2 separate regions of the Homo sapiens genome follow, and region 1 is linked to region 2. Evidence: read pairs that join two places in POLR2A ChIA-PET (ENCODE). Cell type or tissue: PC-9. All regions are shown on one strand. Links, peaks and the distances in the headings refer to the core of each region. The heading gives the core; the rest is flanking DNA.

Region 1 (8,797 bases), core at 2,240-7,239, 360 kb before region 2:
TCATAAAAGCCAAAGTGGGCTAGACAGGAAGGTCAGAGGTAGTCCCACAGCTGCAGAAGAATCAGTATCACTTGCCTTCATTGTTGCTGGCCACCTCAACATTTATACCATAGGATGTAATTTACAAGTAATAACATGCACATAAATGTAACGCGAATTACACATAAATTTACATGTAAGTGTTGATTGGTTATTCAAGGCTTTCTCCCCCTCCTCCTCTTCACTTTATTCACAGAGGGGATGCACCACATATACTGCATATTAAAATATAGAGGAGCAGATGCGGTGGCTCATGCTTGTAATCCCAGCACGTTGGGAGGCCGAGGCGGGCGGATGACAAGGTCAGGAGTTCAAGACCAGCCTAGCCAAGAGACCAGCCTGGCCAATATGGTGAAACCCTGTCTCTACTAAAAATACAAAAAATATGAGCTGGACGTGCTGGTGGGCACCTGTAATCCCAGCTACTTGGGAGGCTGAGGCAGGAGAATTCCTTGAATCCCGGAGGCAGAGGTTGCAGTGAGCTGAGATCGCACCACTGCAATTCAGCCTGGGCGACAGAGCGAGACTCTCACTCAAAAAAAAAAAAAAAAAAAAAAAAAAAAATATATATATATATATATTTATATATATATATATATATATATATTTATATATATATATATATATATATATATAGAAAACTTCAGCCCTGTAGCAGATACCCAACCTCTCTCGTCCACAGAGTTTCCCTCCCCATGAACAAGTGCCAATTGATACCGACACTGGAGGCTGCCTTCCTATTTCCTACTATTTCATGCAGCAGTCCAATTTCTAGAAAGCTCACCCACCCCAGCCTTTCTTCAGTTGCAAGCATCCCTTTACAGTCAGTCTTCAGTAAGTTGAGGGAAAGAAAGAGCAAGTTTCCAGATACCCTCTTTGCCGTTTCAGGGATTCATGGTTCAGCCACGCAGGTGTGATTGTTTGCATCATGGAACTATGGTGTTGACCTGTCATCTCTGACTTGAGTTGACTTTGTGAAACGACGCCCCCAGTCAACAGAGAGAAAGGGCTCCCTGTGGCTAAAATGACAGATGAAAAACAACACCTAGTGGCCATAACAGGGTGAGGGGTTGGTCACGTATCCCGTGTTACTAAGTGCCACAAGGCTTTCTTTTCTGTAATCAAACAGAAACCAGCTACTAAAAAACATCGTCAAAACAAGCACAGTGAAAACTTTCCCAACTGCCCCCAACTGCCTGACACCAGCTCTCCCAATCCCCATGACCCTCACCCCCGCACCACGCAGTCCTGCAACAACTCAGAGGACTGGCCTCATGGCTTTATAAACAATCTTTCCTCATAAACAGTCACAGACCTTAGGCCAGTTTCAGCCAGCTTAGAGAGACTGCACACAAACTGTGCGTCTGCAGTTCATCTTTTGACATAGGAGCCAAATTCTACCTCACTGTGAGGCTAAAACACAGCCTCAAAGTGAACATGAGATGTGTGTTACATATATGTTTATCTACTACACAGGCACTTGACCCCCCTCATAAATATTCACAGATTTCTCCCAAATCTACTAAATACGTACATAAGACAGGTCTCGTAAGGCATAAATAACAACTTCGCCCTCCCTTCTACAGGCTGTGCTTCTGTTTTACACTGGAGGCTGCGTCTCTCCAATCTACAGATTGTTTCTTATAGAAAATGACTCTTCCTCCACAAATCTCATGGTCTTTTATTAACAACCTCCATAATAGATACTGAGATATGAAATGAGTCAAGACACAGTATATGGAACAATGGCTGGCACAGGAAGTACTCCATAAATGGTGGCTACACATATTTCTGGCAGTTCTCTGGGTCACCAGGTCTACAGTCATGTGAGACAGGCGTTCAACACAAGGCCTGAGTGAAGCTATCAGGTCCACACGGAGATGGAAGAGAAATGACCAGCCACAGCCACAGAGCACGAGGCCGTACTCAGGTCACAGGACAGTGCTACTGTCAACACCAAGTCACAAAACAACATAAATATTTGCCAGCACCGACAATCTCTGTACATGACAGCCCTCCGTATGTTAATGTCTTGTTTACTTTGTATAAACCTTTCAATCAAAGGTTGAACTCCAAACCAGAATGAACCATAAAAATGAATTCACCCAACATAGACCTCATTTTCCCCCCACTTAATAATAAGCTGAATATAAAGACATTTTAAATTATAAATAGCAGGCTCAGTTCAAACCATTTCTTTTTTTTTTTTTGAGGTGGAGTCTCGCCCTGTCGCCCAGGCTGGACTACAATGGTATGATCTCGGCTCAACGCAACCTCCACCTCCTGGGTTCAAGCGATTCTCCTGCCTTAGCCTCCCGAGTAGCTGGGATTACAGGCATGCACTACCAGGCCTGGCTAATTTTGTATTTTTAGTAGAGATGGGGTTTCACCACGTTGGTCAGGCTGGTCTCCAACTCCTGGCCTCAGGTGATCCGCCCGCCTCGGCCTCCCAAAGTGCTGGGATTACAGGTGTCACCACCACGCCCGGCAAGTTCAAACCAATTCTTAATATCTACTCTTGTGAGAAAACCACTTCACGGGTACTTTTACCTGAGTTTTCTGTTCAAATGCATTTTAAATGTGGGATGAGGGTGAGAGAGAAACATGACTTCTTTATGAAGCAGGTGGTCAAACTACTAACAGGCGAAATAGGTTACTAAAGAGTATAGTTTGTTTAGTTAATGAGTATACTTAACCAATTAATATCGTTTCAGCTTTGCTTGAAAGAGCAGGGGTGGGCAGGAGGAGAGAACTGAGTAAATGACTAAAGTTGGTGCCCCAAGCTGGTTGCTTAGGGAAACCTCCTGAGACAACAGAGAGTCACCCCAACAGAGTGAGCATCATGTCCTTCCTTTCAGTTTAGTCCAAGTTGTATGAAGCAGGAAGGCAATGGGTAGAACACCATCCTCCCGCTGCTAAGCATTCTATGGGACTGAAGAGAAGGGAACTTAATATTTTCTCCCTCAGAAGCCTGAATCACCTTCTCAAAAATCTGAAAGAATGGGCTGGGCGTGGTGGCTCACGCCTATAATCCCGGCACTTTGGGAGGCCGAGGCAGGTGGATCTGCTGAGGTCAGGAATTCAAGATCAGCCTGACCAACATGGTGAAACCCTGGCTCTACTAAAATACAAAAATGAGTCGGGCATGGTGGAGGGCACCTGTAATCTCAACTACTCAGGGGGTAAGGCAGGAGAATCTCTTGAAACCAGCAGGCAGAGGTTGCGATGAGCTGAGATCGCGCCATTGCACTCCAGCCTGGGCGACAAGAGCGAAACTCTGTCACAAAAAAAATAAAAAATAAAAAATAAAAGAATGTAACTCATTTTAGAGACATCTGAGGCTAAACTAATGCTGCCAGCGTTTTGGAAATTAAAGGAATTCTAGGCCCTTGAAGGATCTGCACAACGTCACGACCTCCTTTGTGGATCTTAGGGTTCACAAGGAGTTTTCTCTGCAAACATGGCAAGAAAAAAAAACTGGTAAAATTAAGGCCCCAAATTCTACTGACCTGTTTGTAATTCTTTAAATCTTTCTCTCCTATATGTACCTTTTTTTCCAGAGGCTAAAGAGAAGTTAGTAATTAGATTGGTTTGTATTTAATCATATTTCAATAAATGATTTAGTTTTTTGGGGATGAAAGCAGAACTATGTTCCAGATGCTACGACACTAAGATTCAGTCATTCACACTAAGCAGAGTTTTGCCAACCCAGCCCCACAGGTGTAACCATAAGCCACGTGTTCACCCAGTACCCAGGAGAGACTTCAGGTGGAGAAAGAACTAAATAGGTCCTTAAAGGGTAGACTGGAAAAGGTAATGACACATGTCACAAGGATATTGCCTAACCTTACTAAACAAATCAGAACATGAAATACTTTGTCAGCAGAGCCTGCATTAAATGGATATTTCATTCGCCTTAATTCCCTCCTGTTTTGTGTCATGCCCATTTTTAGTAGGCAGCGATTGTTTTCAACTAACTTTAACACCTACATCAGACATACAGATCATTAATCAGTTGTATTTATGGCTATACTCAAAGACTATCGATCACTGAAACATGCTGTTCTTGGGCTTATGAGTCAAGATGTTCCTGAGACCTTGAGAACCTTGGGAGGAAGGAACAGGAGGTATATTGGCAAGAAAGCACAATCTATTACAGCCTTAGAGCTCATCAATGGGGAGGAAAATTCCTGACACTGTAGCCTGCAACAGCTGTGAACTTCAGCATCCCCTCTTTTTGATTTGTCTCCGGAATTGAGAGATCTGGCTTTGCTTTCAGTCATGGCTCTCTTGTTTGCACTGGGGCAAATGATGCCTCCTGTCCTAGTGTGATGCCTTCCACCCTTTGTCTTGGACACTTCTGAGCTGTACATATGCCTTTGGTTTAATGATTTGATCATGTGCCTTTGGTTTCAAGATTTGCTCATGTGAGAATATAATTTAGTTAGAATTTAGACGCCAATCACCACCATCCATCAGCCACTTCACATTACAACAAAATTAGGAGCTCGTCAGCTCACAGAGATTCCACAATCATATATTGAAGTCGTAACGGGAATCAAACTGCACCTTTTCAGCTACTACAAATGTAAAACCCAGTAGGGAGAAAACAGATGTAAAAAATTTCTGGCACATGGTTTTGGGGCACAACGCAGGAGGCATTGTGTTAAAAGGCACTTTGTCAAAACATGCTGTGTATTTTTTTTTTTTTCTGAGCATAGTATCAATAAATCAAAGAGAATAGCTGGTCCTGAATCAACATAAATTGTTCAGTGAGATAATTAAAGACCCAAGTCATTAAGGGCTCAGTACGAAGGCTGATATTAAAAATGAATATGTTCTGAGAGTGGACCACTTCAGGTCTCTTCCTATTTCAAGTATATTACACATCCCTGTACCTACCTCCTTCTCTCAATCATATCTCTCTACAGAGGAAGATTTTACGCTCTGATTGCGCCAGAAAAATGAAATTTTTTTGTCATATTGATAACTGACTCTCACTGCTGTGAGAATTATTGGTGGTATGAAAATAATTACTATTTGAGGTTGGTAGTCAAAGATCCAGTCTGCTAGAGGGAACTAAAGGTTTTTATGGATCTGGGAAGTGATTTTTATAATTAAGCCTTAAAGCCATGGGAAGAAGTACAAATAGAGCCTGTTTAATCTTTTTTAATATGGTAAAAAATTCAAATAGTACAAGTGTATACAGTAAAAAATGTTTGCTTCCCACTCCAAACACCCAATCTTCCCTCTGAGAATTAAGCCTAGCAGTTTTCTATATATTCCTCCGGACACTTCCTGTACAAATAAGCAGATATGTTTCTATATAACTCTGTTTTAAGCCATAAATAAAAGTATATATGGCCAGGTGTGGTGGCTAATGCCTGTAATCCCAGCACTTTGGGAGGCCGAGGTGGGTGGATCATTTGAGGTCAGGAGTTCCAGACCAGCCCGACCAACATGGTGAAACCCTGTCTCTACTAAAAATAACAAAAAATTAGCTGGACGTGGTGGTGCGTGCCTGTAATCCCAGCTACTTGGGACACTGAGGTAAGAGAATCGCTTGAACTTGGGAGGCGGAGGCTGCAGTGAGCCGAGATCGCACCATTGCACTCTAGTCTGGGCAACAGGAGCGAAACTCCATCTCCAAAAAAAATAAATAAATAAATAAAAAGTATGTACTACTACAACATCATGCATGGTACTTATTCATTAACATCATATCTTCGCAATCGTTCCATATCAACACGTACAAAGTAACCTCATCCAGGGCATATTCCTAAATATGTATATGGCACAGATGATGGGACTGTCAATGTGTGAACAATGTTAACTTCCAAACAGGCTAAAGTGAGCAGCAAAGAGCCTTAGAAAGAAAATGAACCCCTGCAACTACTGCTGTTCCAGCTGGTAGGTGTACATTTCAAGGCTCTCACTGTAGCCACTGTGATTCTAATCCAGAAAACTGTGTGTCTTTATCTACACAGTGAATGTATCAGCTCTCTGGGCCATAGCAGAGGGGGCAGCTGTAGTCTGGAAGTGCTGGAACAAAGTAAGATGTACTTGAAGGGCAGAGCAGAAAAGGCAGAGAAGTCCCACCTAATCCTCATAATCTCCGGCACAACTTTCCCGAAGAGCCGAAAATTCCCATGACTGCCCACTCATCTGTTCTGAAAGTGAGAGTCTGTCTCTAGGCGCTCGCCAGTCCTTCATCTTCCATGACTTGTTTCCACTCGAAAATGCCATCCTTTCTCTCTCAATCTCTCCAGCCCAGGATGATTGAGAACAGGGAGACAGTGAATCACCAGCGAGAAGGCCTAGGGTGACTTTTCTGAATAAAAATATGCATAATTCAGCAGCTGGAGAACTATTCCTGGAAACAGATGATGAACAGCCCAGGCTCTTTATAAAGGGCTGGGGTCAATTTCCTACTGGCTAAGCAAGTCGTACTTCTTAGGAAGGCATATCTTTGACCCAACTTAATACTGTAGCTATTATTGAGTCCTGGTGGCTCTTCTGAACCTGAGAAGCACAGTCATCAGTACTGAGTCCTTGTAAAAGATGCAGAAACTCAGATATATCTGGTGTTTCCAAATGGTTCTAACACTTATCTACAACTAAAGGTCACTAAAGGTTCTAGTACAGCAGAGTTAGTAATGACTATTGCTTTTGTTTGTTCGTTTTTGAGACAGAGTCTCGTTCTGTCGCCCAGGCTGGAGTGCAGTGGCATGATCTCGGCTCACTGCAACCTCCGCCTCTCCGGTTCAAGTGTTTCTCCTGCCTCAGCCTCCCGAGTAGCTGGGACTACAGGCATGCACCACCACGCCTGGCTAATTTTCGTATTTTTAGTACAGACGGGGTTTCACCATGTTGGCCATACTGGTCTCGAACTCTTGACCTCAAATGATTCACCCACCTCGGCCTCCCAAAGTGTTGGCGTGAGCCACCGCGCCCAGCCAGTAATGGCTGTTGTTAAAGACCTTTGGAAAACAAGGCTTAACTCTAGGAACCTTTGAAAAACATTATCTGCTTACAGACCTTGTTGAACTCTCAGGAGGCAGCTGTTCTCCTCCAATTCTAGTTGGAGCATTATATATGAACCACCCTGGATAAATGTTTGCCTGTTTTATACAGTAAACTTTGTTTCTAGAGTTTAAAGATCTTGACACTAAATAAATAGCACCATGATAAAAAAAAAAATTGGCCAAACTCCCAACATCTTCTGAATATATTCTCTTAGTGTTTTCTTTTCATTACAAGAATTACAAATAGGGATGTATAATATATATTTACACAAGAAGCTGACCAGTCACATTGTCTTTACCAACCACGGCTATAGGAACTTGTTCAATTCATACTGTGATGTGATTTTTTAAAAATAAGTGATCACTTAAAAATTATGTTAAAACAGTCCCACGATTTGGATGCCTTTTAGTATTTAGATCATGAATTGATCATCTTCTACTATATTGAGGAATACATTTTTTTTTAAATTAGTTATCTTCTTTGAGGAGCCTAACCAAGGGCTTATAACCTAAAATACCTGGAGCCTGTTCTTCCAAACGACTTGGCATAATTCAGCAGAAAATATCCTGGTTGTGGCTACTTCCGAGATACCCCCTTCTCTGACCCAACACAGTTTCTCTCCTTTCTTAGCACATCTGACCCTACAGAGACGCCGTTGGATATCACTGATCCATCCACCGAAAACATCAAAGTTCTCAATGTCACAAAACTCAAAGTTCTCCTCTGTTCCAGGAAGAATGTTAGCTTCTTAAAATGCTAACTATTAGAAAACACCACTGCAACCGGGTCCCTGCACACAGGCCTCTCTGACTTGTCTTAAGCAGCACAAACTGGCCGCTGGGCTCTGTAGCAAGTGTATACTAGTGATGTCTGTACACATCACTACTCTCAAAGACAAGAAATACCCTGTCCTTCATTTTTGCTATTCCTTACGGCCTAATTTGTATGTTTTAACGACATTAAATGTCACATTTGTATGCAATGAAACCTCATCATTTTCAGAGTGCACTCATGCATCTATGATGAGTGAAAAATAACATGTCTAGTTGCCCTGAAATGTTTTCAGTCTCATTTGCTTAGTCACTAGGGGTCTGAATAAGTGGTTATTGGAGGGGTTGATGAAAATAAAGGTATAATGTTGAATTTAAAAATTGTACTTATAGATTAGTCCATGTTACACACACACACACACACACACACACACACACACACACACACCTGGATTCCTAAATTCATTTACTTCATAATTTATTATGAACCTATTATGTACCAGGCATTGTGCATCTTCGGCCTTAAGGATGCGAAATTACTAAAACAATGATCCTGTTTTCAAGAAGCTCATAGTCAGAAGAGACAGACTAAATGAGAGCAAAATAAATCATGATAAAAACCACATAAGGAGCACAGTGAAAAAAGACAGGAAGGGCTATCACAGAACAAGTGTAACATTATCCATCGGTCCATCTTGAGAGTAAAAAGTGCCACTGAAGTTAGCACCATATATCTAAAATTTTAATTTATGAATTGATAAATTGGTTTTTATCATATTGGTAGGCTTATAAAAAGAATTTTATGGCCAGGTGCAGTGGCTTACACCTGTAATCCTAGCACTTTGGGAGACCAAGGAGGGCGAATCACCTAAGTCAGGAGTTTGAGACCAGCTTGGCCAATATGGCGAAACCCCATCTCTACTAAAAATACAAAAATCAGCTGGGCGTGGTGGTGCGCACCT
Region 2 (6,440 bases), core at 572-5,571:
ATGCCTGTAATCCCAGCACTTTGAGAGGCCAAGGTAGTCAGATCGATTGAGCCCAGGAGTTCAAGACCAGCCTGGGTGACATGGCAAAACACTGTCTCTACTAAAAATACAAAACTTAGACGTGTTGGCGAGCGCTTGTAGTCCCAGCTACTCAGGAGGCTGAGGCAGGGAGAATCATTTGAGCCTGGGAGGCGGAGGTTGCAATGAGCCATGACTGCACCACTGCACTCCAGCCTGGGCAACAGAGTGAAACCCTGTCTCAAAAAAAAAAGAAAAAAGGAAAAGAAACTATACTTCGAGTACCTATACAAATGTTCGCTTTTCATTTTCAGCACAGTGTTCAATACATTCCATGAGATACTCAATACTTTTTATTTATTTATTGAGACAGAGTTTCGCTCTTTCTGCCCAAGCTGGAGTGTAGTGGTGCAATCTCGGCTCACTGCAATCTCCGCCTCCTGGGTTCAAGGGATTCTCCTGCCTCAGCCTCCTGAGTAGCCGAGATTACAGACGTGCGCCACCACGCCCCGCTAGTATTTGTATTTTTAGTAGAGATGGGGTTTCACCATATTGGTCAGGCTGGTCTCAAATTCTTGACCTCATGAACCGCCCACCTCGGCCTCCCAAAGTGCTGGGATTACAGGCATGAGCCACCTTGCCAGGCATATTTATTTATTTTTTGAGAGGGACTCTTGCTTTGTCGCCCAGGCTTGAGTGAAATGGCACGATCTCAGCTCACTGCAACCTCTGCCTCCCAGGTTTAAGCAATTCTCCTGCCTCAGCCTCCCGAGTAGCTGAGATTACAGGCGTGTGCCACCATGTTCAGCTAATTTTTTTGCATTTTTAGTAGAGATGGGGTTTCACCATGTTGGCCAGGATGGTCTTGAACTCCTGACCTCAGGTGATCCACCTACCTCGGCCTCCCAAATCAACACTTTATTTTAAAATAGGCTTTGGGTGAGATGATTTTGCCCAACTATAGGCTAATGTAAGCGTTCTGAGCACATGTAAGGTAGGCCAGACTAAGATGTGATGTTGGGTGGGTTAGTTATACTAAATGCATTCTCAGCCGGGCATGGTGGCTCACGCCTGTAATCCCAGCATTTTGGGAAGCCAGGGTGGGCAGATCATTTGAGGTCAGGAGTTCAAGACCAGGTTGGTCAACATGGTGAAACCCTGTCTCTACTAAAACTAAAAAAATTGGTCAGGCGTGGTGGCTCACGCATGTAATCCCAGCATTTTGGGAGGCTGAGGCGGGCAGATCACCTGAGGTCAGGAGTTTGAGGCCAGCCTAGCCAACATGGTGAAACCCCGTTTTTACTAAAAATACAAAAATTAGCTGGGGGTGGTGGTGTGTGCCTGTAATCCCAGCTACTCAGGAGGCTGAGGCAGGAGAATCGCTTGAAGCCAGGAGGCAGAGGTTACAGTGAGCTGAGATAGCACCATTGCACTCCAGCCTGGGCCAGAGGGTGACACTCCATCTCAAAAAAAAAAAAAAAAAAAAAAAAAAAAAAAAAAGCCAGGCATAATGGCGCACACCTGTAATCCCAGCGACTCAGGAGGTTGAAGCAGGAGAATCACTTGAACCCGGGAGGTGCAGGTTGCAGTAAGCAGATGCACTCCAGCTGGGCGACAGAGAGAGCCTCTGTCTCAAATAAATAATTAATTAAAGAAATAAAGGCATTTTCAACTTAACATAATTTTCAACTTACAATGGTTTGTCAGGACAGAACCCAATCATATAAGTCAGAGAGCATCTGTATTTACTTTGCCAGGTTGTTTTAAGAACATTAGACAGTGAGTGACTGTAAAATACCTAAACCAAAGGCAGTCAATAAATAGTAGCTACTGTTGTTGTCAGGAATTTTCACTTGAAAAACAAGATGACTTGATCAGTTTTATTTGAGCATGAAATAAAAGCATACTTCGGTTACTCAGTTGTTCTGATTATAAAATTATGGTAATTCTTGGCCAGGCATGGTGGCTCACACCTGTAATTCCAGCACTGTGGGAGATCAAGGTGGGAGGATTGCTTGAGGCCAAGAGTGATACCAGCCTGGGCAATGTGACAAAACCCCATCTCTACCAAAAATACAAAAAAATAACTGAGCATGATGGTATGTGCCTTGGTCCCAGCTACTGGGGAGGCTGATGTGGGAGGATTGCTTGAGCCTGGGAGGTCAAGGCTGCAGTGAGCCATCATGGTGCCACTGCACTCCTGCCTGGGTGACAGAGTGAGACCCCCATCTCAAAAAGAAAAAAAAAATTATGGTAATTCTTTATCTAAAAAGCTGCAGAAGAATACAGAATGAGTCAGTCAGCACCCCAGCTTCTATGGCTTAAGGTAAATCACCTTACCATTTCTAAATCACTCCTTGGTTAAAAAAAAAAAAAAAAATGTACCAGTGGCAATGTTTGCTAGAGCATTTATTAAAATAATTTTGGTCAAAGGAAATACCAAAGTTTATCATTAAGATTCCACAGTGACTCTGAATTCCATTTTGAACATCCTTCTTTGATCTCCTTTGGAAATAGCCTGAGTTTTTCCCTTGGGAGGCAAAGGAATCAATTTTTGTTAATCTTGTTTATACTATAGAGGATGCCAAATTTCAAGCACCGAAAGATACTTCTGAAATGGGCCTGAACACAGTGTCAAGGTTTGACAATAGACACATTTCACCATTTTCACTGACGTCAGCTGACAAAGAAGCTGGCATTATCTCTAATAGCCCAAAACTGGAAACAGCCCAAGTGCCCAAACAGTCAAGACTGTTTCCATAAAGAAATGGAATATCAGCCTTTCACTGAAGATAAAGATCCTGTTCAAAATCATATCAAGGGGCCGAACGCGGTGGTTCTCGCCTGTAACCCCAGCACTTTGGGAGGCCTAGGCAGGCGGATCACCTGAGGTCAGGAGTTCAAGACCAGCCTGGCCAACATGGCAAAACCTCGTCTCTACTAAAATATACAAAAATTAGCCGGGTGTGGTGGCACATGCCTGTAATTCCAGCTAATCAGGAGGCAGAGGCGGGAGAATTGCTTGAACCTGGGAGGTGGAGGTTGCAGTGAGCCGAAATTGTGCAACTGCATTCCAACCTGGGTGGCAGAGCAAGACTCTGTCTCAAAAAAAAAATCATATCAAGTAAAAAATTAAAATGAAGTAAGAATGATTGTATTAATCTAACAACCAGGTTTAGAAACTAACAAAGGGAAACAGGATCTTCTGCACAGTAGATGCTGATATGAAGATTTGATCTTGATCCCCAAGAGTGCAGTTTTCTGATATGGTTTTATCTTTAAATACATGTTGGGATTTTTTTGTTTTGTTTTTTGTTTTTGGGGTTTTTTTTTTTTTTAGCTGTATCTGCCAAGCCTTGGGGCATCACCATTCTGGAACCACCTTAGTCCAAGTTCAAAGCTTGGTTTAAAAAAAAAAGTTTCAGCCGTGCACAGTGGCTCACGCCTGTAATCCCAGCACTTTGGGAGGCCAAGGTGGGCGGATCACGAGGTCAGGAGATGGAGACCATCCTGGCTAACACGGTGAAACCCCACCTCTACTAAAAATACAAAAAACAGCCGGGCTTGGTGGTGGGCGCCTGTAGTCCCAGCTACTCAGGAGACTGAGGCAGGAGAATGGCGTGAACCCGGGAGACCGAGCTTGCAGAGAACCGAGATAGCACCACTGCACTCCAGCCTGGGTGACAGTGCAAACTCTGTCTCAAAAAAAAAAAGTTTCAGACCGGGCACAGTGACTCATACCTGTAATCCCAGCACTTTGGGAGGCCAAGATGGGTGGATCACCTGAGGTCAGGAGTTTGAGACCAGCCTGGGCAACATGGCGAAGCCCCATCTCTACTAAAATATAAAAAATCAGCTGGGTGTGGTGACGCTCACCTGTAATCCCAGCTGCTCAGGAGGCTGAGGCAGGAGAATCACTTGGAGCAGGGAGGTGGAGGTTGCAGTGAGCTGAGATGGCACCAGTGCACTCCAGCCTGGGGACAGAGTGAGTCTCAAAAAAAAAAAAAATGTTTCAGAGACAAAATCTTGCTGTCACCCAGGCTGGAGTGTAGTGGTGCCATCACAGCTCACTGTAGCCTTGAACTCCTGGGCTCAAGGGATCCACCTGCCTCAGCCTTCTGAGTAGCTGGGGCTACTGGTGCATGCCACCATGCCCAGTTAATTTTTTTAAAATTATTTTTGTAGAGATGGGGGTCTCACTATGTTGCCCAGGCTTGTCTCAGACTCCTGGCCTCAAGTGATCCTACAACAGCCTCCCAGAATGCTTGGAATACAGGCATGAGCGCCTGTACCCAGCCTACATACATGTATCCTGGGTAAGTACTTGATTATCTTTACAAAGTAACCCTTCCTATAGTCCATGTTGATTGAGCATCTACTATGTATCAGGCATTGTTGGGGAAATACCAGTGAAGTGACATTCTTTTGGAGTTGACATTCTAGTGTGGGACATAAACAATAAACAAACCTGTGAGTACACCCCTTTACAAAAAACAATGTTCACTTTTAAATTGCACAGCCACACAGTCAAGTAGGTAGGGTTTACTGTGTGCATCAGATAGATGAGGAAACAAACTTGGCTGACATCAGCCAGCTGGAAGTGATAGACACACCTAGGATTTGAACCTAGGTCACCTGGTACTTTTCCCTTTGCCAATAGCAGGTTAAGTAATTTAGATCAACCCTCCTACGAAAGACAACTTAAAAGCTGGCTGAAAGATTTGTTTAGTTTTCTTAAGAGCATCAAAATGATAATAAGGTAGCGAAGAAACATCTGCCAAAATCAAGGCCAGGACAAACCCAGAAGTGGTTTGCCCAGCCCACAGAGCTTTTATTCTAAGGCATTTGTCAATCTGGAAAAAAAGAAAAAAAAAAAAAACAGCTTTGAAAATGAGCTATTCTTTCCATAGTCTCACAGGCTTTGAACACAATTCAGAGCCCAGGACCTGCCAAGGCTGGGGATCCAGATACACCACTCCCCATGTCAAGCAAGCTCCTCAGGGTTGGGGAGAAGGGCAAGTATGCAGCCCTCAGGCTCACAGTCAAGTTCAGATCGTCTGGGCGGTCCGGGAGTCTCAAACTTTGAACTTGGATTAAGGTGGTTCCAGACTGGTGGTGCCTCAAGGCCTGGCAGACACAGCTAAAAACCTCTCTGGAAGACTCCACCATTATTCATATATATATATTCATACATATGCAGTGGCCGATACCACCTAAGAGAATTCAGGCACTCAGGAAAGCAGGACATCACAGCCCAGCGTGGTAGCTCAAGCCTGTAATCCCAGCACTTTGGGAGGCTGAGGCAGGTGGATCACTTGAGGCCAGGAGTTCGAGACCACCCTGGCCAACATGGCGAAACCCCGTCTCTACTAAAAATACAAAATTAGCTGGGTGTGGTGGCACGCACCTGTAATCCCAACTACTCAGGAGGCTGAGGTAGGAGGATTGCTTGAGCCAGGGAGGTGGAGGTTGCAGTGAGCAGAGATCACACTACTGTACTCCAGCCTGGATGACAGAGCAAGATTCCGTCACAAAAAAAAAAAAGAGAGAAAAAAGAAAACAAGGCATTAAGAGCTAGGATGGCAGGAACAGCCAAGAGTGCAAACGAACTCGCAGAGACTTTAGAAATGAGAATTCTCAGACACAGGCCATAAAACAACTCTGTTTACCGCCTTCAGAAACATAAAAGCTACTCTTGACAATTATAGCAACAGGAAACTATAGAAAATGACATAAAAGATCTTTTAAATGGCCAACTAGAAATTCTCAAACTGAAAAATACAGTCATTGAAGTTAAAAAGCCAACGGCTGACTTCATAGCAGATCATCTCGGCTGAAGTGAGAATTAGTGAACCAGAAGACAGGTCAGAAAAAACTATACAGAATTCAGCTTGAAAAGAAAAAAAACAAAGGAAAATATGAAAAGGAGAGTGTGTTAAAAAGATCTAACATACATTTAATTGACATACAGAAAGAAAGAAGAATGAGATACTGGAGCAAAGCCAATGTTTGGAGAAATAATAGCCAGGAATTCTCCAGAGCTGACGGCAGACATCAACTCACAGTTTTTAAGAGCCCAGCAAATCCCAAGCAACATAAATTTGTAAAAGTCCACACTTAGGTACGATGCAAAAAACTGAAGACAGGCCGGGGGCCGTGGCTCATGACTGTAATCCCAGCACTTTGGGTGTCCAAGCAGGGCGGATCACAAGGTCAGGAGATCAAGACCATACTGGCCAATATGGTGAAACCCCGTCTCTACTGAAAATACAAAAATTAGCCAGGCGTGGTGGCACATACCTGTAGTCCCAACTACTTGGGAGGCTGAGGCAGGAGAATCGCTTGAACCCGGGAGGCAGAGGTTGTGGTGAGCCAAGATCATGCCACTGCACTCCAGCCTGGTGACAGAGCAAAACTCCATC

Evidence for each region. ChIA-PET counts read pairs that join two places held together with the same protein. Peaks named below come from ENCODE experiments on the same cell type or tissue, not always from the same donor. Only the 100,000 strongest peaks of a DNase experiment are listed, where the experiment ranks them.
Region 1: POLR2A ChIA-PET joins it to region 2 with 7 read pairs; 3 of 35 experiments call an interaction of 5 or more read pairs at or near these places.

What each region holds. Positions count from the first base shown.
Region 1 is chr10:12,683,228-12,692,024 of GRCh38, reverse strand. The region is part of intron 3 of CAMK1D (calcium/calmodulin dependent protein kinase ID); the gene reads right to left. Among named protein-coding and RNA genes, the nearest start is that of MIR4481, 34 kb to the right of the region's middle. In PC-9, for the core only: no CTCF peak of the experiment used is centred there; no DNase peak of the experiment used is centred there.
Region 2 is chr10:12,325,823-12,332,262 of GRCh38, reverse strand. It overlaps the pseudogene RN7SL198P. Among named protein-coding and RNA genes, the nearest start is that of CAMK1D, 21 kb to the left of the region's middle. In PC-9, for the core only: no CTCF peak of the experiment used is centred there; DNase peaks (open chromatin) are centred at 3,062 and 4,532; H3K27ac peaks cover 1,441 bases.